Regions from separate parts of the Mus musculus genome. Here all the other regions are linked to region 3. The links are chromatin loops, found by intact Hi-C in ENCODE. Cell type or tissue: gastrocnemius. All regions are shown on one strand.

What was found. A loop is a pair of places that touch in the nucleus more often than their neighbours do. Peaks named below come from ENCODE experiments on the same cell type or tissue, not always from the same donor. Only the 100,000 strongest peaks of a DNase experiment are listed, where the experiment ranks them.
Region 1: it touches region 3 in a loop (2.4-fold over the local background); 2 of 42 quality-filtered maps call a loop at or near these places.
Region 2: a loop joins it to region 3, with 2.0 times the contacts of the local background. A loop is called at or near these places in 20 of 42 quality-filtered maps.

What each region holds. Positions count from the first base shown.
Region 1 is chr7:122,940,956-122,948,955 of GRCm38, forward strand. No RefSeq gene overlaps it. Among named protein-coding and RNA genes, the nearest start is that of Gm39083, 9.1 kb to the left of the region's middle. In gastrocnemius, a CTCF peak has its summit at 4,404 (motif pointing right); DNase peaks (open chromatin) are centred at 1,390 and 4,408; H3K4me3 peaks cover 127 bases.
Region 2 is chr7:123,170,307-123,178,306 of GRCm38, forward strand. Tnrc6a (trinucleotide repeat containing 6a) reads left to right here. Exons shown (of 24, transcript NM_144925.3): 6 at 1-1,812; 7 at 2,927-3,103; 8 at 3,838-4,013; 9 at 5,120-5,152; 10 at 6,518-6,598; 11 at 7,376-7,427. Among named protein-coding and RNA genes, the nearest start is that of Slc5a11, 41 kb to the right of the region's middle. In gastrocnemius, no CTCF peak of the experiment used is centred here; no DNase peak of the experiment used is centred here.
Region 3 is chr7:122,996,212-123,004,211 of GRCm38, forward strand. It overlaps Rbbp6 (retinoblastoma binding protein 6, ubiquitin ligase), which reads left to right. Exons shown (of 18, transcript NM_011247.2): 15 at 732-1,094; 16 at 1,385-1,486; 17 at 2,314-4,068; 18 at 4,373-6,361. The coding sequence ends at 5,933. Among named protein-coding and RNA genes, the nearest start is that of Rbbp6, 30 kb to the left of the region's middle. In gastrocnemius, a CTCF peak has its summit at 2,154 (motif pointing right); DNase peaks (open chromatin) are centred at 4,769, 5,329 and 5,654; H3K27ac peaks cover 971 bases.

The DNA.
Region 1 (8,000 bases), 55 kb before region 3:
AGGGACATTTGACTGGGATTTAAGTTAGAATAGCTCACAGCCTGCCCAATCTGGGCTTAGAGCTTGTAAATTATCAGGATTTTGTACCTTTTATTCGGGCTAGCTGGAATAAATAATTCATTTACATAAATGTATCATCATTTTTAGACATTAGTGACCTCGCTGTAGGAAATCCTGCAAATTCCCACACCACAGAAACTATTAGTGCTAATAAATTCAGCAAGTGTACGCGGTAGCAGCAGGACACACAAACGCAGTCAGCTGTGTTTCCATACATCAGCACCGGGTAACCTGAAAACTCAATTAGGAAAACAATTCCACTTATAATAGCATCAAATTGAATACAACACTTTGGAACAAATTTAACCCAGGAGGTATGAAAATCGGCCACTGAAAACTCTAATATGTCAGTGAGATAAATTAAACAAGGCTGGCATTAGTGAAACAGAAAACACGACAGGGCTACCCAAGCATGCAATAGGTACAAAAAGCCCAACAACCTTTTTCTGTACATATTTGTGTGAGTGGACTGTGAGTGTGTTTTTCTCACCTGTACAGAGGCACGTGCATTCGTTGGTGCACATAGAACGGGTGCCAGTCACTCTCCAGCTCCTCAATCCAGGCAGTGTCTCACTTGACCCCGGACTTGCCTGCTCTGGGGACTCCCCAGTGCTGGGGTTATAAACTGGTCATCAAGCCCATGTGGTATTGATGTGTGTGCTGGGGGAGTCCAAACCCCAGCCTTCACGCTTGCTGAACAAGCAGAGTACCCACTGGGCCGTCACACCAGCCCCTCCACAACTTTTTTTTTGACAAATGTGGGAAACTTGACTCTAAAACTCACATGGAATGAGAAGAGCCCCCGAGTAACTGAATTCTTTACAAAGAAAACCCTCAAACAGAACATGGTGGCTCAAATCTGGAACACCAAGACTCCGGAGATGGAAACAGGAGGGTCAGGATCCAAGTGATCTTTACTTATAAATATATAAGAATAGAGTTAGAGAGAGGGAGTATGGGGCCAACCTGAGCTACCTGAGACCAGGTCAAAAGAAGAAACAAAGCAAAAGTTGAGTTTAAGGAATCGAAGTTTGTTGTTTTTAAAACTCACTCAAGGGACACTGATATAAAGATAGATAATAAAACGTGGACCAGGATTCAAAAATCTAGAGGTTAATCCATGCATCCTGGTGAGGCAACATTCTTTTTTTTGAAAATCTTGTCTCCAGGTTTATTTATTTTTATTTTACGTGTATGGGTTTTGGTTTGGTTTGGTTTTTTTTTCCCCCCTTCATGCATGTTTGTGCACCTCATGCATGTAGTGTCTACAGGGGCCAGAAGAGGGCGTCAGAGTCCCTGAGACTGGAGTTAGAGATGGCTGTGCGCTGCCATGTGAGTGCTGATAAAAGAATCTGCATCCTCTGGAAGAGCCATCAGTGCTCTTACCTGACGAGGCATTGCTCCAGCCCCTCGGTAACGTGATTTTCACAAGTGTATCAAGACAACGCAGTAAGGGGAAGAACTTCGCCTTCAGTGAAGTTGAGACACTTCAATATCCACACGCTAGTAAGTGAAGTTCACAGCCTGTTTTACACATCACCAAAAAATGATTCAAAGGCGGTGGTGGCACACACCTTTAATCCCAACACTTGGGAGGCAGAGGCAGGCAGATTTCTGAGTTCGAGGCCAGCCTGATCTACAAAGTGAGTTCCAGGACAGAGAAACCCTGTCTCGGAAAAAACCAAAAAAAAAGAAAGAAAGAAACTAAAACTATGAAACTCTTAGCCACAGGGGTAGATTTTTATGTCCTTAGGCCTGTTTGTTGATTCTTTGTGTGTGTGTGTGTGTGTGTGTGTGTGTGTGTGTGTGTGCAGGTATGAAGGTCAAAAAAAATAACTTGGTGGCATCTATTGTTCAACCAAATGGCTCTCAACCTAGCAGTAAGTGCCTCTAGCTGCTAAGCCAGGTATAGGGTATCCACAGGTTTAAACCAGAGATTGCCAGCCACGCCCACTGATTCTTAGACGTTATAACTGAAGCACAAAGAACAACAACAAAGTAGATAAGTTAGAACTCTGTCCAGATTAAGAACCTTTTCATAACAACATGTTTCCAATCCCAGCAATGGAATGGCTCAGCAGGGAAAGGTACCTGCAGTCAAGCCTAGAGACACGCGTTCAGTCCCCGGGACTCACAGGTCGAAGGAGAAAACTAAATCCCACGGGTTTGTATCCTGACCTCTGCACATGTGCCAGGTCACACGTATGCCTGTATACACACACACACACACACACAAATGATAATAAACGTAATTTTTAAAATTGCAAGTCTACAATGAGATAGCAGTACATACCATGTCCCATATGTAGACGCCTAGTACAAAACAACAAAGAATAGAAAATAGTAAGTACTGTTCAGTTGGCGGCGATACAGAGCTTAAAGTCCTGGAAAATCTCGGGTGGAACTCTAATGTGGTACAGCCGCCATAGGGGATGCTTTGAGGATTTCTCAGAGGAAAAAAAAAAAAAAAAACCTAGTCCATCCTACAGAGGTGGGCCTCAGAGTGAGGATAAGACTTCATTGCACCTAGCAACATGATGGCTGAATTTCTGGGGTGTCCAATATGGGAGCCATCGGCCACATGAGACCTGTGATGGTTTGAAAAGCTATGGCCCCCATAGGCTCATTGTGGGAATGCTTGGCCCTTAGGTCCCTATTAGGTGGTGTGGCCTTGTTGGAGGAAGTGTGTCCCTGTGCAGGGCAGGCTTTGAGGTCTCCTATACTCAGGCTATGCTCAGTGTGACATGTGTTACCTTTCTGCTACCTACAGATCAGGATGTAGAACTCTCAGTTTCTTCTCCAGCACTATGTCTGCCTGCCTGCTGTCGTGCTTCCTGCCATGATGACAATGGACTAAACCTCTGAAACTGTAAGCCAGCCCAAAATAAATGTTTTCCTCTTAAGAGTTGCTTAGGTCATGGCGTCTCTTCACAGCAATGGAAACCCTAAGACAAGACCATTTAATAGTTTTAATTAATTTTTTTAAACAAGATCTCACTGTGTAACCCTGGCTGGCCTGAAACTCACTATGTAAATCAGGCTGGCCTCTAACCTGCAGTCCTCCTGCCTCAGTATCAGCTGTGCTGGGATTATAGTTGTGCACAACTCACCCTAACTGAAGAGGTACATTTTGTTTGTTTGTTTGTTTGTTTGTTTGTTTGTTTTTGAGACAGGGTTTCTCTATATAGCCCTAGCTGTCCTGGAACTCACTTTGTAGACCAGGCTGGCCTCAAACTCAGAAATCTGCCTGCCTTTGCCTCCCGAGTGCTGGGATTAAAGGCATGCGCCACCAGGCCTGGCTAAGAGGTATGTTTTAAGTGAAGATAAAATAAGCCAGTCCAAGCTCCCTAGGAGGCCTCCCTTCCACGACTGCATGGGGAATCTCAAACAAACAAAACATAAAATGTGCAAATTTGGGCATTAGGCATGGTGGCATATGCCTTTAATCCCAGCACTTGGCAGAAACAGGTAGAACCCTGTAGTTTCATGGCCAGCCTGGTCTACATAATGAGTTCCAGGACAGCCAGAGCTACAAGCTATGTAGAGAGACTCTGTAGCGATAGATAGATGGATGGATGGATAGATAGATAAATAGATAGATAGATAGATAGATAGATAGATAGATAGATAGATAGATAGATAGATAGATAGATAGATAAGGGCTCCGGGGGTTGGTTTGTTTGTTTGTTGAGACAGGCTCTCTCCATGGAGCCCTGACTATCCAGGAACTCCATCTATTAGATCCTCTGCCTCTGACTCCTGAACAGTGCTGAGATTAAAGGCTTGAGCCGCCACCACCTGGGTAGGATTTTTGTTTGTTTGTTTGGTTGGTTGGTTGGGTTTTTTTTTTGGGGGGGGGGGCGGGAGGGTGTTGGGTTTTTTTTTTTTGGTTTGTTTGTTTGCTTGCTTGCTTTTGTTTTTGGATACAGGTGTTAAAGCTGGGTGTGGTGGTACACACCTTTAATCCCAGTACTGGAGAGACCGGGTGAATCTCTGAACTCAAGTCCAGTCTGGGCTACAGAGAGAGTTCCAGAGAGCCAGGATTCATAAATACCCACCCAGTGTTTTCACTTAGAGGGATGACAGTGGATATAAACACCATCTCTCCAGGAATAAAACTGTTGCCAGCCCTAACCTTAACTGGGTTTTGTAACCCTGTAACTAAAGAGTTAATTCTTCTGGGCTGAGATGGTCAGACACAGCCCTGAATGTGGGTTGCAGGTTTAACTTAGAAACCCAGGGTAAGGACAAACCACAGGACTGTGCCTAGAAAATGTTTTCCAATAGGAAATAACAGAGGGACCCAGAGGGAGAGCTAAGACTGAAGGGAGCAATCTCAAGAATGTCCACTAGAGGGCCCCAACAGCACCCACTTGTAAAGGTTACTTCAAATCCAATAGAAAAATACCAGGCTGTCACCAGGCTACCCATAATAAAGGGAAATGGAGAGAGCTTGGGGTAAGAGACACAGGTTGCTTCAAAATTTTAAACTCTCCACTTACCCATATTATTCGTGAGCACATGCAAACACAACACATTCACAACACACATACTATTTAATTTTTTTCTTTTTCTTTTTTTTTTTTTTTTTGGTTTTTCGAAACAGGTTTTCTCTGTATAGCCCTGGCTGTCCTGGAACTCACTCTGTAACAATACATAAATACTTTTATGTTGTTGTTGTTTTTTAATGTACTTTTTCTTCTTATGCGTAAGTCCTCTGTCTGCATGTGCAACTGCTTGCAAGAAGAGGGCATGTGGTTGGTTGGTTTGTTTAGCCAGGTGGTCATGAGCCACCATGTGGTTGCCAGGAGTTGAACTCAAACCTCTGGAAGAACAGCCAGTGCTCTTAACCACTGAGCCATCCTATCAGCCTCCTGGATTTTGGTTGTTTGAGACATGGTTTCTTTGTGTAGCCCTGGCTGTCCTGGAACTCACTCTGTAAATCAGGCTGGCCTTAAACTCAAAGATCCGCCTGCCTCTGTCTCCCAAGTGCCAAGATTAAGGGCGTGTGCCACGATGTTCAGCCAGGCTGGTCTCAAACTAGTGATCCTCTGACCTCTGCCTCCTTCACCAAATCCTACTAGCCTGCGCTACCACAATCAGCCATGCTTTTAAACTATTCGTATGAATAATTAATTTTGAGTGGTTTTCTTTGGGAGGTTCTTTTTTTATAAATATATACAACGCAGCTGTTGTAACTGAATATGCCTACGGAACCAAAAACAAAATATACAGAAGAAGGTATGTGGTACATGAAGTGCAGACATTGTTCAGACAAACCCTATATCATTTTAAAAGTTGATTGCTTTTTGAGCCAGGCATGGTGGTGCAGGACTTTAATCCTAGCCATCAGGAGATAGAAGCAGACAGATCTCTGTGAGTTGGAGGCCAGCCTGGTCTACAAAGCGCAGGCCAGCCAGAGCTACACAGAGAAAACTTGTCCCCAAAAACAAAAAAGAAAAAAAAATGTCTGTTGAAGTAATGTTTTTGTGCACTGTATAAAAATTATCCTTTTACTGTTCAAATGCTGATTTCTGAACCAGCAGAGATCTGGTTATGGGACAGATTTTGGTATTGTGAATCATTTCCTGCCTTAGTATTTTGTAAACAGTGTTCCTCATCGCCTTCTGATTGGTTAAAATAAAAAGCCTATGGCCTATAGCAAAAAGCAGAATAGTAAGGTGGGACTTGGGGATGGGATGGGGGCAGAGAAAGAGAGAGAAACTCTGGGAAGGAATCAGAGGTGAGAGATTCAGCCAGTTGGACATTGAGGAAGAAGCAAACTGGGAAAGAAGGAGCGATAACTAGCCAGCCATGTAGCAGAACTTAGACAGTATAAACGGGATAATTGAGTTACAAGCTAATGGGAAGCAATGTCTAGCTATAAGCTTATAAATAAATATAGTCTCCATGTCATTATTCAGGAACTGGAGCAGACATAGAAGGTTGATCATTTTTCATGTTTTTTTTTTCCATTAAATGTCTTGTTTCTTTCTCTCATTTTTTTTTTCCGGTTTTTCGAGACAGGGTTTCTCTGTGTAGCCCTGACTGTCCTGGAACTCATTCTGTAGACCAGGCTGGTCTCGAACTCAGAAATCCGCCTGCCTCCCAAGTGCTGGGATTAAAGGCGTGCCCCACCACGCCCGGCTCTTGTTTCTCTTTTATAATATCATTATTACAGCCTAATTCACATACTACAAAATGTGTCTTTTTCTTTTGCCAGTTTTGTGGATATGCAATAGTCCTGCTTTTCCTGGCATGTTCTTCTGTTTTGTTTTGTTTTGTTTTGTTTTCTAAAGATCTATTTATTTTATTTATGAGTATTTTGTCTGCATGTATATCTGTGTACTGTATACATTCAGTGTGTGAGGAAGCCAAAAGAAGGTGCCAGTTGCCCTGGGACTGGGGTTACAGCTGGTTATGAGCCATCATGGTGGTGCTGGGACTGAACCCAGGTCCTCTGTAAGACTCGTTGGTGTTCTTAACTCCTGAGCCAGCTCTCCCGCCCATGTAAAATGTTACTGTTTTCGGGAAATTCAGATTGTAACCACAATGAGTTGCCCCTATGTGTTTGTTAGAATAGGTAACAGGGGCAAATCAAATAGCTCAGCTGCTAAAGGCACCTGCCAAGGAGGCTGATGGCTTGACTGGATCCTCAGGCCCACATGGTGGAAAGAGAGAATTAACTCCGAAATGTCCCTTTGTCCCCTGACCTCATCACACACACACACACACACACACACACACACACACACACACACACAGAGAGAGAGAGAGAGAGAGAGAGAGAGAGAGAGAGAGAGAGAGAGAGAGAGAGAAAAGAATAGTAAAGGGGGGAAAGCTGGCCACACCAAGTACTGACCAGAGGGAGTCCTATGTACAGCCAGCGTCTTCACTGTTCTATTACTGTGACAAAATATTTGAGGGAACCAACTTAACGAGAATAAAGGTTTCTTTTAGCTTCTGGTTTCGGGAGTTTCCATTTGTGATCACTTGGCCCAGCAACTGAGGGTCTGTGAGAGCCCAGAATACCATGGTAGATTATGTGATAGAAGATATCTGTTCACCTTAGATGGAAGAAAAGGCTGGAATCCCCAATATCCCCTTCAATGATACCCGCCCCCCATGACCTAACTTTCTCCCAGTAGGCTCCACCTCCTACAGGTTCCACCTTTCAGTGGTCCTCAGGCTTGGTTGGCCAGCAAGCCTGTGATAGGTAAATGCTTGTGGAACACTTCAACCCCAGTGGTGGCATCACTGACAGTGACACACCGAAGCCACCTTGGTAAACAGTTGACTGCTTTTGTAAAGCAGAACATGTTCTTAAGCCTTTTCTTAAAATGTATTGAGACAGGGTCTCTGTGTAGCCCTGGCTGTCCTAAAATGTACTCTGTAGACCAGGCTGGCCTCCACCTCAGAGATCCACCTGCCTCTGTTAGGAGTAAAGGCATGTGCCACCATCACTGGGCAAAACATACACTGTTATCGTTCCAAGCCAATGGTAACAGGGAGCCACTGGACCAACATCATCTGAGCATTTGGAGACAGAGCAGGTTGTTTGGTGTGTTGTGTTTAGGTGCTGGCAAATGAAATGCTTGTACCATGGCCTTGGGCATTGCCTCTCCTCAGGTCTCACATATAAATATTAATGACGGTGACACTTGCTTTCGGGGTGTCCTGAAATTCTGTGAAGTGGCACTATGGAGGCCCTCTTCAACGGGGCATATACACTGTGTGGTCCCCTGACAGGCCTGCGAATAAGACCCATTGTTTCCATTCCACTTGACAGAAAGGCAACAAGTTCATATATCTTGCTCCATTGCCCTTGTGGAGTGCGTGGAGGAGCTAAGACTGGCCGTGGCACTCACACCCCATATTGTGGTCGTTCTGTGTGGGCTTTTTTGTTGTTGTTGTTTAGTCAGTTGATTTGAGTTCTTTGA
Region 2 (8,000 bases), 170 kb after region 3:
ACACTACTAACTTTATGACCTCTAGTTTACCAAACTCCGGTTCAGTACAAAATAATGAACTGCCTACTAGTAATCCAGGGGCCTGGCGTGTGAGCACAATGAATCATCCTCAGATACAGGCTCCGTCAGTTATGAATGGCACTTCCCTTTCTCACCTTAGTAATGGAGAGTCAAAAACTGGAGGCTCCTACGGTACTACATGGGGTGCCTATGGTTCTAATTACTCTGGCGACAAATGTGCAGGCCCTAATGGCCAAGCCAATGGTGACACTGTGAATGCAACTCTAATGCAGCCTGGCATAAATGGGCCTATGGGCACTAACTTTCAAGTTAATACAAATAAAGGGGGAGGTGTATGGGAGCCTGGGACAGTGAATTCCCAGAGTTCACCATGGGGAAGTGGAAATGGTGCAAATTCTGGAGGAAGTCGAAGAGGATGGGGAAGTCCTGCACAGAACACTGGCACTGGTCTATCCAGTGTCGAGTGGAACAAACTGCCTAGCAACCAGCATTCCAATGACAGTGCAAATGGCAATGGTAAGAAGCTTACAAATGGATGGAAATCTACTGAGGAAGACGATCAGGGTTCTGCCACATCTCAGACAAATGAGCAAAACAGTGTGTGGGCCAAAGCAGGAGGCACAGTGGAGAGTGATGGTAGTGCAGAGAGCACTGGACGCCTTGAAGAAAAAGTAACCGGGGAAAGTCAGAGTAGAGATAGAAGAAAAATTGATCAGCACACATTACTCCAAAGCATTGTAAACAGAACTGACTTAGATCCACGTGTCCTATCCAACTCTGGGTGGGGACAGACTCCTATTAAGCAGAATACTGCCTGGGATACAGAGACATCACCAAGAGGGGAAAGAAAGACTGACAATGGGACAGAGGCCTGGGGAAGCTCTGCAACACAGACTTTTAACTCAGGGGCATGTACAGATAAGACTAGCCCTAATAGTAATGATACCTCATCTGTATCAGGGTGGGGTGATCCCAAACCTACTCTGAGGTGGGGAGATTCCAAAGGCTCAAACTGCCAGGGGGGGTGGGAAGATGACTCTGCTGCTACAGGAATGATCAAGAGCAACCAGTGGGGGGGTTGCAAGGAAGACAAGTCTACATGGAATGATTCGCAAAAGAGCAAACAAGGCTGGGGTGACGGACAAAAGTCAAGCCAAGGTTGGTCCATTTCTGCCGGTGATAACTGGGGAGAATCTTCCAGGAGTAACCATTGGGGTGAGGCCAATAAGAAATCCAGCTCAGGAGGCAGTGACAGTGACAGGTCCATTTCTGGTTGGAACGAACTTGGGAAAACTAGTTCTTTTACTTGGGGAAATAATATAAATCCAAATAACTCATCGGGATGGGATGAATCTTCTAAACCGAACTCTTCCCAGGGGTGGGGAGACCCTCCAAAGTGTAATCAGTCTCTAGGTTGGGGAGATTCATCAAAGCCAGTTAGTTCTCCAGATTGGAACAAGCAACAAGACATTGTTGGATCATGGGGAATCCCACCAGCCACCAGCAAGCCTCCTGGTACAGGCTGGCTCGGGGGACCTATTCCTGCTCCAGCAAAGGAGGAAGAACCCACAGGCTGGGAGGAGCCATCCCCAGAATCTATACGAAGAAAAATGGAGATCGATGATGGAACTTCAGCTTGGGGAGATCCAAGCAAATACAACTACAAAAATGTGAACATGTGGAATAAAAACATCCCGGAAGCCAGCGGCCGCTCAGACCAGCAAGCGCAGATGCACCGGCTATTGCCAGCCGCAAGTGCCGTCTCAAGCAAGGAGACCAGCAGTGGCTCTGGTAAGCGTTCCCGTGTGGAGTGCAGAGGTATTGTGGAAGCAAGCTTTGTGTTGACATGCCTGTCATAAGATTTGTGTAACACGGCTCTTGGATATGCACATCAAGACCTTTCAGCTGTGACCTAGAGGTGACATTCACCTGGCAACAGCTCTGGTTTGTGGAGTCTTGCTCTGTTGTGTTAGGAATGTAGTAGAAGAGGTTAAGTGCAGACTTACACACTTAGGTATTCTTAGTCAAGCCTTAACAACGTGGTTTCACTACTGAAGTACAATAAAGCCAAATGCCTGAGGACCGTACTCTAGATATTTGGTATTATATTTGATCTTATGGGATTTTCTCACTGAGGCATGAAGTTAGTACCTCCTCAGTTAACTGGATAATGTGTGCACCTGAAGCATCGCACTGCTTTCTAGTATACTCTGACCTTTGCTCTCCTGTACTCAAAGTTTTTTCTCTGTAAATTGATAGGGCAACATTTTCTAAATGTGGCAGCCCTACATTGCCTTTGTTAACAGGAGTTTTATTGAATAATGCTCCATTGGTTAGAGAGCCGGTAATGTTTTCATGAATTCTTCTTTTAGTGCCTAATTGTGTGGGGGTTTTGTTTTGTTTTGTTTTGAAATATAAGCCTAGTCTATTGATTTATACTTATTTCTTAGGGAAAGTGTAGACCTTTTTTCCAATGTGTTAAAGGCAGGGTGGCTGTGTACCTGATGGTAGTCTTATAGTCAGCTGTTCTCCACTGCAGTGATGTGGGAAGAGCGTCCTTTCAGGACAGTGTAATTAGTGGAACTTTACACCGCACCTGCCTCAGCTCTCAAGCTTTGGTTCAGAAGAACCTGACATTTTTAGGAAAATAATTTGCTATAATGAAAAGAGTCTGCCCTAACACCAAGAAGGCAGTTTTGAAAGAAAAGGTTAAAACATTATACAATTATATTAATGCAGAATAATTTGTGTTCTCCACAAAATATGTCTCTTGGTTGTCACAGCATCATTTTTCAGTGTGTGATGTGAAATTCTTCATCTCATTTCCCAAGTCCTCTTCCTTGTCTTTAATTGAGGTGCTTCCTAATATCTATGCTGATGACTTCTTTTCCCATACTTTCTAAAGGCTGGGGTGAGCCTTGGGCAGAGCCTTCTACTCCAGCCACAACTGTGGATAATGGTACTTCAGCCTGGGGCAAGCCCATAGACAGTGGTCCCAGCTGGGGAGAACCCATTACTGCAGCATCCAATGCATCCACGTGGGGCTCCAGCTCTGTTGGTCCACAGTCATTAAGCAAATCTGGTAAGTCATCTGATGTTAGCGGTGCTGCTGATAACTCATAAGCTGCATTTAAGTGATGGCTAGTGCTCCTAACTTATCACCACTAATGTATTTCTCAAAAGTGACTACTAGTAATTTACACATCCTCCGCCAAATCTAAATTCTTTCTCTTGTTGGATTATTTAAAACTGAATTTAGCAGCTTTCATGCCATTCAGCTGGAGAGACTAGATAGTATAATGTGAGACACATGTCCAAACCATCAAATCTTACATGGGAAGGGCCCTGGAATGCACATGAATATTGTTCCTCTACCCTGTTGTGCTCAGGACAGACTGTAGGAGCCCCAAAGACTGTGTGTAGAGATAGATGTTTGTTCTATTGTGGCTTCAGTACCCTTTGAACAGCCTTATAGAGAGTATAGTATAGAATATCTTTTCTGTCTCATTTGCCTCTGTCCTTTGTATCATTTTAAAGACCAAATAGGTATGCATAAGAAACCACTATTGCCCATGATTAGAAAACCTAAGATTTGTGAAGACATAGAAAGGTTCATTGGATATTTTAATAAAAATAAGTTCTTCCCAGTGACTTTCAATGTAGTCTAACTATACCTTTTCTATTACATGTATTTGAGAAGTAAAGGTGTGTTTGGTTTAGCTTGCATGTCCCTGTACTTTGAAACATGCTTGACATCTTGGAGAATTTTTTTCCTTAACTTCTGTTTGTCTTTGTTATCACAAATCTACAAATCAGGGCCCAAATCTATGCAAGATGGCTGGTGTGGTGATGATATGCCATTGCCTGGAAGTCGACCCACTGGCTGGGAAGAGGAGGAGGATGTAGAGATTGGAATGTGGAACAGTAACTCATCTCAAGAGCTTAACTCATCTTTAAATTGGCCACCATATACCAAGAAAATGTCATCAAAGGTAAACATTTCAGGAGCTTTGCTCTTGAAACTTTAAATCTCAAAGGCAGTTTACCCACAGACAATTCATCTATCTGCCCATTTATGGCAGTCAGTACAGTCCAGGCAGCCCCCAACTTAGGGATAGCCTCTTGAATGGGCAGCTCCCTAGAAAAACATAAGACCATGGGAACTTCCTTTCTCCCCACTGCTACAGCTCGGGATTTCTCTCCTCCTCAGCTCCACCAGTACTGCCTGGGGCAACAAGCCCCACATGGTACCAGCAGTGGTGAGGATGAAGAGAAGGGCAAATCCATGTTGACTCTCCATTTCACCGCCAGTTCGTCTCCATCTCATTAACCTCCTCACCAGAATCCCAGCCTTCCCCTTACCCAAAGTCACCATTCTGTTTATTCACTAACATCATTGTCCCTTTCTCATTCTCAAGGTCCTGTGATGAAAATCCCTAGGAAGAATTTCCATACCTGGCTTTACATGAGAAATGGGTTGCATTTGTTCAAAACATAGTCTGACATACCCTGAGGCCTTTTCAAGTTTTGGAAATTGTACCAGCTCGGCAGATATGTCTGATGTTGAGCCAGGTTTAGGAACGACTGGGTCCTGGGAATAGTGATACTAGGGACTGGGGGCTGGAGGTAGAGTCTCCTGGGGACATCTTTCAAAATAGGTGTCCAGTCTCACAAATGACTCTAAAATGTCCTCATCACCCTATTTGAGAATGACTACCTTTTGAGGACCTTGAAAAGTCATATATTTGGTGGGTACTTGGCCTAACTCCAGGCCAAGGTTGGTCCGTTTTAATCCTGGGATTCAAAGTCTAGGACCTGCCATTTCATTTTATAATTTTTTCATTTGGCTGGATTTGCCTACCGATGCCTGGCCATGTAGCTAATGACGTGCTTGTACATGTTTTACATGAACCATTTGATCCTCACAACCTTCTGAGATAGGATAATGAGGAGGAAGTTGAGACTGGAAAAGGTGGTGACTGACCCAAAGTTGCTTAAGTAGTAAGTGACAGAGCAAAGATGAGCTTAGGTCTTGCGATTCAACACCTTGTTCTTCCCACTGGACCATGCTGTTTTGTGACTTTGTCTTTCCTTACAGGGTCTGAGTGGCAAAAAAAGGAGAAGGGAAAGGGTGTGTAGCCTTTTTACTCTTTCTCCTTTGTTTCTACTAGTAAAAATCTTTAGAGAGCAACTGCAAACTCTTATTTAGCTTCTGCTGTGTGCCAGGTACTGTGCTTGGTGCTGGGGTTTGAATACACTGAAGAGCAGCCCCTTCGGGGGCTCCTAGTCTCTGGTGGGGCATTAGGCAAGCACAAGTGTGCTGGGATGTAGAAGATGCCTGGGGTGGCTTGATAGAACCGAAAGATTTCTTAAAAAAAAAAAGACAAAGCTGGCTCTGTAGTTAGAGGAAGGATAAATAGAAACTTTATTATTGACAAAGTATGGAGCCAGTGAAATTTACAAGAAGGCAACTTCAATGACTTTTTAAAACGTAATCAAAGAGAGCTGTCTAATATTGGTGTGAAATATCAGTTGAAGTAAGAGAAAACCAGAGGTAGGGATCGCAAGAGGCTGCTACATCATCCCAGGTGGAAAGGAAGAAGAGTTAGAAATGCATTTAAGAATAGAAGGGGCAGAGGTTGGCAGTTGTTCAGAGTATGGGAGGAAGTGGAAAGGGGAAACAGGAATCAGAGACGCCTTCAGAATCTTTGCAGAGGGTTAGGTGCTTGCTTTAGAGATCTGCCTTTGCAGGGAGTTAAGCTGTGCTGTTTCACAGTCAGAAGGAACAGGTAATAGCTTTGGGAAAGGACATTAATACACTAAGATAGACGGTCCTATGGTCATCACATCAATGTGAGGCCTAGGTCTTTGTGGCTTCCAGCCTCGCTCTGTGACTGTTGCCAGTTCTCAGTATACTATCTGTACTGCTCAGCCCACCACAGCAGCTCAACTGCTGCTCAGGATACTGTGTTTTTAGCAGCACAAATGGAAACCTTTAAAGACACTATTGTGTGAAAATATTTAGTGGGTGTTTGGGAAAGATGTTGGTTTTTCAGTAAAGTGTTCCTTCATATCATGATTAAATTATGGACTAAATTGGCTTGTTAGGACAGGCTGAGGATCTCCATGCTAATTTTTACTTTGGTATGAGAAATCCAAAAACCTAAATGATGACATGGGTCAGGGAGCACAGTCCATCTGTGAGGTGGGGATGTCCCATGCTCCTCCACTGCTTTTTGTCTTTTCCTTCTGACTGCCTGCCTTTAGAGACCTCTCTATACATTACAGCTATACCAGAGGCCTGGAGCAAAGGAAGTTGAAAATCAAATGAGTTTATTTATTTAATTGTTAACACCTCTAAATAAGAGTTGATTGAAGGAGAAAATATTGGCTAAAAATGAGAGTTGGGAATTGTCTTGAAGTTTTACTAGTCCATCACAATGTCCAGATAATTAGAGATGGCCATGGCATCTTCTCTACTCTTTTATTTACAAAGGGAATGATGAAAGGCGGAAACAAACAAGAGGACGCATGGATAAATCCATTCGTTAAACAGTTTTCAAATATCAGTTTTTCGGTAAGTATCTTTTCTTAGCAGTAAATAATACCCTTTTTAGTAGTGGTTCATAGTTTATCCCAGTTTTATTTTATTTTATTAAAAATTATTTCTCGGGCTGGAGAAATGGCTCAGCAGTTAAGAACACTGACTGCTCTTCCAGAGATCCTGAGTTCAATTCCCAGCAACCACATGGGGCTCACAACCATCTGTAATGGGATCTGATTCTCTCTTCTGGTGTGTGTGAAGACAGCAGCAGTATACTTACATAAAATGAATAATACATTTAAAAAAATCATTTCTCATCTTTAAGTTTTTAAAATATGTCGATTAGAGTAAAATTAGCCAGCAAGACTTAATTCTTAAATTTTATAAATTTTGAGCACATCTTAAAAATACATTAAAACATAGTAATATTTTTAAAAATAGGGCTGGAGAGTCAGTTCTGTGGTTGAGAGGACTTGCTCCTCTTTACAGGAGCAGGGTCTGTGGCCAGTCCCTGTGGAGCAGAGTCACACCCACTTTTACTCCAGTCCCTGTGGAGCAGAGTCACACCCACTTTTACTCCAGTCCCTGTGGAGCAGAGTCACACCCACTTTTACTCCAGCTCCAGGGAGTTTGAAGTTCTGTTCTGGCCTCTGCATGCACTTGCATGTCTGTGCCAAACACACAGAAATACAGACAAATTTTAAAAAGAGAAACTTCATGATCTGCTTGCATTTTAGATGAGGAAATAAGGAAAGGTCTTTTTGTTTTGCTTGGTAAAGTCTGCTAACACGTTACCTTTTCCTACTTCAGAGAGACTCACCAGAAGAAAATGTACAGAGCAATAAGATGGATCTTTCTGGAGGTGAGAGAAAAGTCAGGCATTCTGATCTGTGTTTATCACTGATAAAACAGTCCTGCTTGTATCCCGCTCTGTCTGAAAGAGCCCTCACTCAGTGGAAGAGAGCAGTCCTGCTCTTGGTGCTGCACTGTATGAGCACAACCAAGTAAAGTGAGTTGTGACATCCCTCTAAGGGACATGTCTCTGTGCATGTCTCAGGTGGTGCTGGTGTCCGTCTGTGTTCTCAAAGCCCGATCAAGAGGGGGCTATTAAGGTTCACGATGTAGTCACCTGGATCAGAGGATTGCATAATAAACTTTGGTAAATGACAGACATCTCAAACCATAGTCAGAAATGCCAGGCAGTTCTTGGTAGGGGCAAGAAGTCCTGAGAGTGGTGAAGGAGGGCAGGGCTGGAGTAGGTGGTGCAGCCTGGCCAAAGTAATGGTTCCAGATAACTAGGTGGGGGCTGATCATTCTGAAATAGGGGATTAAAGGTTTTGTGTGTGTGTGTGGGGGTGTCCTCTGTTTTGTTTTGTTTTGTTTTTTAACAAATGTGTTTTCAGTAAATACCATTTCCTGTTCCTGGTTTGTTTTT
Region 3 (8,000 bases):
GGAATTAGTACGATTCCGTTTTGTTGGTTTCACCCACTTCCTCCAAAAGGAAGTTGCAGTGGTTTTTGTTAATGTAAACTTTGAGTCTAGAGCTGGGCATGGTGGCGCACGCCTTTAATCCCAGCACTTGGAGGGCAGAGGCAGGCGGATTTCTGAGTTCGAGGCCAGCCTGGTCTACAGAGTGAGTTCCAGGACAGCCAGGGCTACACAGAGAAACCCTGTCTCGGGGGTGGGGGGGGGGGGGACCTTTGAGTCTAGAAAAGCATCTTCAGGGAGAAATATATTGGTTGCAGCCATGTTAATCTGTCACATCCTTCAAGACGTTTTCTGTCGATTGATAAAGGCCTTACTAGAATCTTGGAGCTTGAGGGGTAGTTCAGTGGTTAAGAGCACTGGCTAATTTTTCAGAGGGTCCAGGATTTTGAAATACAATTGAGAGGTTTTTGTTTTTAGCCAAGTTCTTGGTTATTTATTACCCAAGCTGGCCTCAAACTCAAAGACTCAAGTGATTGTCCAGCCTACTGAGTAGTTGAGACTGTAGACCTGTATCATCCTACCTGTCTTGTAGGGCTAATGTGTACAAATACACCTTAACTGCATTTGTACTGGAGTAATTGATTCTATTCCAGTTTTTGCACTTTGGAAAATAATTATAAACAGAAAGAGAAAGCCTCATTTATCTCAGATGAATTTAATGTAAAGGTATAATACCTTGGAATTTATCTCTCCAGAAGTATAAACCGCGGGCGACACCACAGCGAACGATCACAGAGGACTCAAGGCCCATCACTTCCAGCAACTCCAGTCTTTGTGCCCGTTCCACCACCTCCTTTGTATCCGCCTCCTCCCCATACACTTCCTCTTCCTCCAGGTGTACCTCCCCCACAGTTTTCTCCTCAGTTTCCTCCTGGCCAGCCTCCACCAGCAGGATATAGTGTCCCTCCTCCAGGGTTTCCACCAGCTCCTGCCAATATATCAACACCTTGGGTATCATCAGGAGTGCAGACTGCCCATTCAAATACCATCCCTACAACACAAGCACCTCCTTTGTCCAGGGAAGAATTCTATAGAGAGCAACGACGGCTAAAGGAAGAGTGAGTATTTTAGTTTGAAATTACCATACACTTTTTTCATTTTCTGATATAACATTAAATAGGTATTTTGGAAACATTTTCCAGTGTTTCCAGTTAGTAAAGAAAATTCACCTAAAATTTAAACCAAAGCCATACAAGCAACTTCCTCAGGGATACCTAGTTATTCATAGTTTTAAAGTAGAAAACTAATGGCAATTTCATTCATTTCATTCATGATCTAATTACATTTGTCTTGTTAGTTTTCTTAAATGGTTTTTGTTAACTTTCACTCTTTAACTTTATTTTACTAGGGAAAAGAAAAAGTCCAAGCTAGATGAGTTTACAAATGATTTTGCTAAGGAATTGATGGAATACAAAAAGATTCAAAAGGAGCGTAGGCGCTCATTTTCCAGGTTAGTGTTTTGCAAGCCTTCACAACAGAATTACAAATGGGACTTGAATATCCAGGGATTACCTATGGATATAAATAACATTGCACTTATGAGATTTTTCTGATTCGGTCTAGTTTTATAGAATGGAGGAGATGCAGCTTATTCCCTAATATGTCCATTAAAATAATCTCAGTGTAAACTCTATTGTGTAGAATTAGAATTTATGGGGACTAAGTTGTCCTTGTCCCTTGAAGTTATTCATAATCTGATATAATGGGAAATGTTTATGGAAGGAAAGACATAGGGGGCTAGCCAGAGAGTATTCTGAGGGCCTTTGCCATAAGGCTACAGCTTCTTGCTGTAACATTAACCTGTGCGATTTTAAAAAGTAGTGGTAGAATACCCCTTGCTGTATTATTAGAAAAGAAAAACAAATTACAGAAGTTCCCTGGAAGTTTGTTTAAAGACTTTGTTTTTTAGATTTAACACTTAAAATGTGGTTCCTTTTAAAGCTAGACTGTTGGCTAGTGTAAGAAAAAAAAATAGATTCCTACCTAAATAATCAGACAGGAAGTGAAATTTAAATTTAATTGACATTTGTTTGATGTTAATAGCTCATAAAACTCACGGTACATTAATGCACTCCACTCTGATGTCAAGCCTTGGCTTTTGTTTTGTACTAAGTGACTTGTGTATTTATTCCATTCCAGTAGAGGTCACTGCACCTCTTTAATCATCTAAGACAAAACTTGATGCAAAGAAAGATAAAACCGTGAGAAAAGAATACTAGACTGTCTGTTTTTACTTTGTTTATATCTCTCAACCATCAACTATGCTTTTGTTTTTAGGTCTAAATCTCCCTATAGTGGGTCATCGTATTCAAGAAGTTCATACACTTATTCAAAGTCAAGGTCTGGCTCAACACGTTCACGCTCTTACTCTCGGTCCTTCAGCCGCTCACATTCTCGCTCCTATTCACGATCACCCCCATACCCCAGGAGAGGCAGAGGCAAGAGCCGCAATTACCGTTCACGGTCCAGATCTCACGGATACCACCGATCTAGGTCAAGGTCACCTCCCTATAGACGATACCACTCACGGTCCAGATCTCCTCAAGCATTTAGGGGACAGTCTCCCACTAAACGCAATGTACCTCAAGGAGAAACAGAGCGTGAGTATTTTAATAGATACAGAGAAGTTCCACCCCCTTATGACATCAAAGCCTATTATGGGCGGAGTGTCGACTTTAGAGACCCATTTGAGAAAGAACGCTACCGGGAATGGGAAAGGAAATACCGAGAGTGGTATGAGAAGTACTACAAAGGGTACGCGGTGGGAGCTCAACCTAGACCCTCAGCCAATAGAGAGGACTTTTCTCCAGAGAGACTCTTACCTCTTAATATCAGAAATTCACCCTTTACAAGAGGGCGCAGAGAAGACTATGCTGCTGGACAAAGTCATAGAAATAGAAATCTAGGTGGCAACTATCCAGAAAAGCTTTCAACAAGGGACAGTCACAATGCAAAAGATAATCCAAAATCGAAGGAGAAGGAGAGTGAGAATGTTCCAGGAGACGGCAAAGGGAACAAGCATAAGAAACACAGGAAACGAAGAAAGGGGGAAGAGAGTGAGAGCTTCCTGAACCCAGAGCTACTGGAGACGTCTAGGAAATGCAGGGAATCGTCAGGGATTGATGAAACGAAGACAGATACACTGTTTGTTCTCCCAAGCAGAGACGATGCTACACCTGTTAGGGATGAGCCAATGGACGCAGAATCGATCACTTTCAAGTCAGTATCTGACAAAGACAAGAGGGAAAAGGATAAGCCAAAAGTAAAAAGTGACAAGACCAAACGGAAAAGTGACGGGTCTGCTACAGCCAAGAAAGACAATGTTTTAAAACCTTCTAAAGGACCTCAAGAAAAGGTAGATGGAGACCGTGAAAAGTCTCCTCGGTCTGAGCCGCCACTCAAAAAAGCCAAAGAGGAGGCTACAAAGATTGACTCTGTAAAACCTTCCTCGTCTTCTCAGAAGGATGAGAAGGTCACTGGAACCCCTAGAAAAGCCCATTCTAAATCTGCAAAAGAACACCAGGAGGCAAAGCCAGCCAAGGACGAGAAGGTCAAAAAGGACTGTTCCAAAGACATCAAGTCAGAAAAGCCAGCCAGTAAGGACGAGAAGGCCAAGAAGCCTGAGAAAAATAAACTACTTGATAGCAAGGGAGAAAAACGAAAGAGAAAAACGGAAGAAAAGAGTGTAGATAAAGATTTTGAGTCGTCTTCAATGAAAATCTCTAAAGTAGAAGGAACAGAAATAGTGAAACCATCACCAAAACGGAAAATGGAAGGTGATGTTGAAAAGCTGGAAAGGACCCCAGAAAAGGACAAGATTGCATCATCAACTACTCCAGCCAAAAAAATCAAACTCAACAGAGAAACTGGAAAAAAAATTGGAAATGCAGAAAATGCATCTACTACAAAAGAACCCTCTGAAAAATTGGAGTCAACATCTAGCAAAATCAAACAGGAAAAAGTCAAGGGAAAGGCCAAACGGAAAGTAGCTGGGTCGGAAGGCTCCAGCTCCACGCTTGTGGATTACACCAGGTACGGAGGCCCGGGTGGGAGGTGGGGCAACAGCGACGAGTGTCCTCTATGGGAAATGATAGCCTTTGATCTTATCTGTGTGTGTAACTTAGGTTCTTAGGAGTCTGCAGCATTGTTTCAAGTCGGGGAGAGGTGAACCACGTCATTTATAGTTTGATCATGTGTGTCTTTCTTAGGGCAGAATAATAAACTTTTTAAAGCTAAAAAGACAACCTATTTTAAGCTAGCTTTTAAAAAATTTACTTACCAATGCTTTATTAGTAGTAAACTTTTTATTAATTAAAAGTATATTCATTTGTTTTAGTACAAGTTCAACTGGAGGCAGTCCTGTGAGGAAATCTGAAGAAAAGACAGATACAAAGCGAACAGTCATTAAAACTATGGAGGAATATAATAATGATAACACAGCTCCTGCTGAAGATGTTATAATTATGATCCAGGTTCCTCAGTCCAAATGGGATAAAGATGACTTTGAGTCTGAAGAAGAAGATGTTAAAACCACACAACCTATACAGAGTGTAGGGAAACCATCGAGTATTATAAAAAATGTCACTACTAAGCCATCGGCTACGGCTAAGTACACCGAGAAGGAAAGCGAGCAGCCCGAGAAACTGCAGAAGCTTCCCAAGGAGGCGAGCCACGAGCTGATGCAGCACGAGCTCAGGAGCTCAAAGGGCAGTGCGTCCAGTGAGAAGGGCAGAGCCAAGGACCGGGAGCACTCAGGGTCGGAGAAGGACAACCCTGACAAGAGGAAGAGCGGTGCCCAGCCAGACAAGGAGAGCACTGTGGACCGCCTGAGTGAGCAGGGACATTTTAAGACTCTCTCTCAGTCTTCCAAAGAGACCAGGACTTCAGAGAAGCACGAGTCTGTTCGTGGTTCCTCAAATAAAGACTTCACTCCTGGTAGAGACAAGAAAGTGGACTACGACAGCAGGGATTATTCCAGTTCCAAGCGAAGAGACGAGAGAGGTGAATTAGCAAGGAGAAAAGACTCTCCTCCCCGGGGCAAAGAGTCTCTGTCTGGGCAGAAAAGCAAGCTGAGGGAGGAGAGAGATTTACCTAAAAAGGGGGCCGAGTCAAAAAAAAGTAATTCTAGCCCCCCAAGAGACAAAAAGCCTCATGATCATAAAGCCCCCTACGAAACTAAACGCCCATGTGAAGAGACAAAGCCTGTAGATAAAAACTCTGGGAAGGAGCGGGAGAAGCATGCTGCTGAAGCTCGCAATGGGAAAGAGTCCAGTGGTGGCAAACTGCCATGTATACCTAACCCGCCAGACCCTCCCATGGAGAAGGAGCTGGCTGCTGGGCAGGTGGAGAAGAGCGCCGTCAAGCCGAAACCCCAGCTGAGCCATTCCTCGAGGCTTTCCTCTGACCTGACCCGGGAGACGGACGAGGCTGCCTTTGAACCAGATTATAATGAGAGCGACAGTGAGAGTAATGTGTCTGTGAAGGAAGAAGAAGCTGTTGCCAGTATCTCCAAGGACTTGAAAGAGAAAACAACAGAGAAAGCGAAAGAGAGCTTGACTGTAGCAACGGCCAGCCAGCCAGGTGCAGACAGGAGCCAGAGCCAAAGTAGCCCCAGTGTTAGTCCAAGTAGAAGTCATAGCCCTTCCGGGAGCCAGACCCGAAGCCACAGCAGCAGTGCCAGCTCAGCCGGAAGCCAGGACAGCAAAAAGAAGAAGAAGAAGAAGGAGAAGAAAAAGCACAAGAAGCATAAAAAGCACAAGAAGCACAAGAAGCACGCAGGCGCCGACGGCGACGTGGAGAAGAGCCAGAAACACAAACACAAGAAGAAGAAGGCCAAGAAGAACAAAGACAAGGAGAAGGAGAAAGATGACCAAAAAGTGAGATCTGTCACTGTGTGAAGGACGGATGTGTTAATTGACTTAATTACTAAGTCATCTGTATTAAATTCTGTTATAATGTAAAGAGATTCCAGCCTTGTAAATAATGAATGGAAGACCCTGTGCTGCACTTAAAAGTATTTGCTGCTTGATTATTTCATTTTTACATCAGAGCTTTATAACGAACTTTTGTACAGAATTGTGAGTTGTGACCATGGAACATGAGAGGTTTTGCTAGGGCCTATTATTTTTAACCACCATTAATTAGTTGGGGTGGAGTTTACTGTACTGTGAAATTTTCACATTTGAATTTTTTTAATTGCCTGGCAAATGCTGATATCAGTTCAAAAATATCAGCAGAATGATTGCTGAACTCATTACAGCCCCGTTATGTCACTTTTTGATTACAATAAAAGTTTTCAGTAAACTTTTCACTTGTTGCAAATGTATATTATTTAAAGACAGTGTCTCATTTCTTCTCTTTCCAAGATCCTTCAAGCTGAATAGACAAAATTCTAAACATTGAAAATGTACTTCAGAGAGGCCTAGTGGAAGATCTTTGTTTCTAGTAATTAGAAGTTAGGTTTCTAAAAAGGAGGGCAGGATGCTTAACCATCTAGCCATGTGGTTTTCTTAGAATTCTGTTAGGTCAATATTAAATTCCTTGATGAAACAATCCACTTAAGTGTTGTGGTTGTGCCCATTCTCTGCCCCACTGACAAAAGTAAGTAATAGTGTGAGCCTGAGGGTAGAGGGTATTCCTTCACTCTGTCTGTCTGGAACTCAGTGAAGGCACTCGGAAAGGATTTGGGGACAGGTTAAGTGGTTTTACAGAATGTGGCATGAATTGGGCCTGTCACAGTCCATGGCTAAATTGCTAGCCTGCTGTCCTAAGGTTCTGTGCTTGGAGTCTCAGTGTGTGGTACTCCATACAATTGCTGGTTCTTGGCTTTGAGTCAAGACATGTGAATGTAGTGTTTAGGGCAACATTTACCATTTAAAATTGTAAGTGATAACACTTTTTTTTTCTATTTTAAAGTGTGTGTGTCCATGGAGGGAGAGGAAGGCATTGGAGCCCTCTGTAACCAGCTGCAGTCACTCACAGCTACGTAGTTGTGAACTGTCTCATGTGGACGTTGGGAACCAAATTCAGGTCCTATGCAAGAGCAACAAGCACTTGTCACCACTGAGCCAAAGTAACATAAGTGCTAGAGGTGTGGAAGTCATCGAGAGATGCTGCCTTGGAGCCAGATCAGCTTTGCTGTGAGAGCTCAGCTCTGCCCTGATGCCAAGCACACACACCTGCTGTCAGGGCTAAGCTGTCCTGACCACTTAGGCCCACGCACAACATACTCCCACTTTTACTTTGAGGTCCTGTTTCCAACAATTGAAACTGGTTACTCACATTATTGGGCTCATTCTTGAAGCTCACCTGGCCTTCTTCACTTTAGTTGCAGCTCCACTCCTATGACAGGTTCCTGGCTACTGAACCACCTCTAAGTGTTGTGCCTTTGCAATTAAGAGCAGTTTTCCCAGCTTTGGTGGTGGTTGAACTTAGTTTACTTTTTGGTTTTTTTGGTTTTGTTTGTTTTTGTAGTCTATAGATTTGTTATGGCAACGGCCACAGAACCTGTGCCTGCCCCCTTCCCCATCTAACCCCCAAACTACCTAGATGTCGGATACTGTTTAACAGAAGCATGCAAAGGCTCAAGACATGCTCAGTGAGTTAAGTGCCTCCACAAGCCTGAGGACTTGAGTTCAATCCCTAGAACCCAAGTAAGTCTAGATATGCTACATGTGTGCTGTAACTCCAGTGTTCTACAGTGAGGGGCCACAAATGAGACACACAGGGAAGGGGGGATGGCCAACCCCAGGGTTGCCCTTTAAGGACACAGGTGCTGTGGTACATGTGTAACCACTCCCATAAACATACATGATACAGATTTTTTTAATGTATGAATGTAGCATTTGGAGGACAACTTGAAATGCTAAATAAAAGTTTTTTGTTTTGTTTTAGTTAGTATTTGTATAACCATTAAAAACACCCACAGCCCTTCATGGTACATGTGGTTTGGGTTTTTTTGTTGT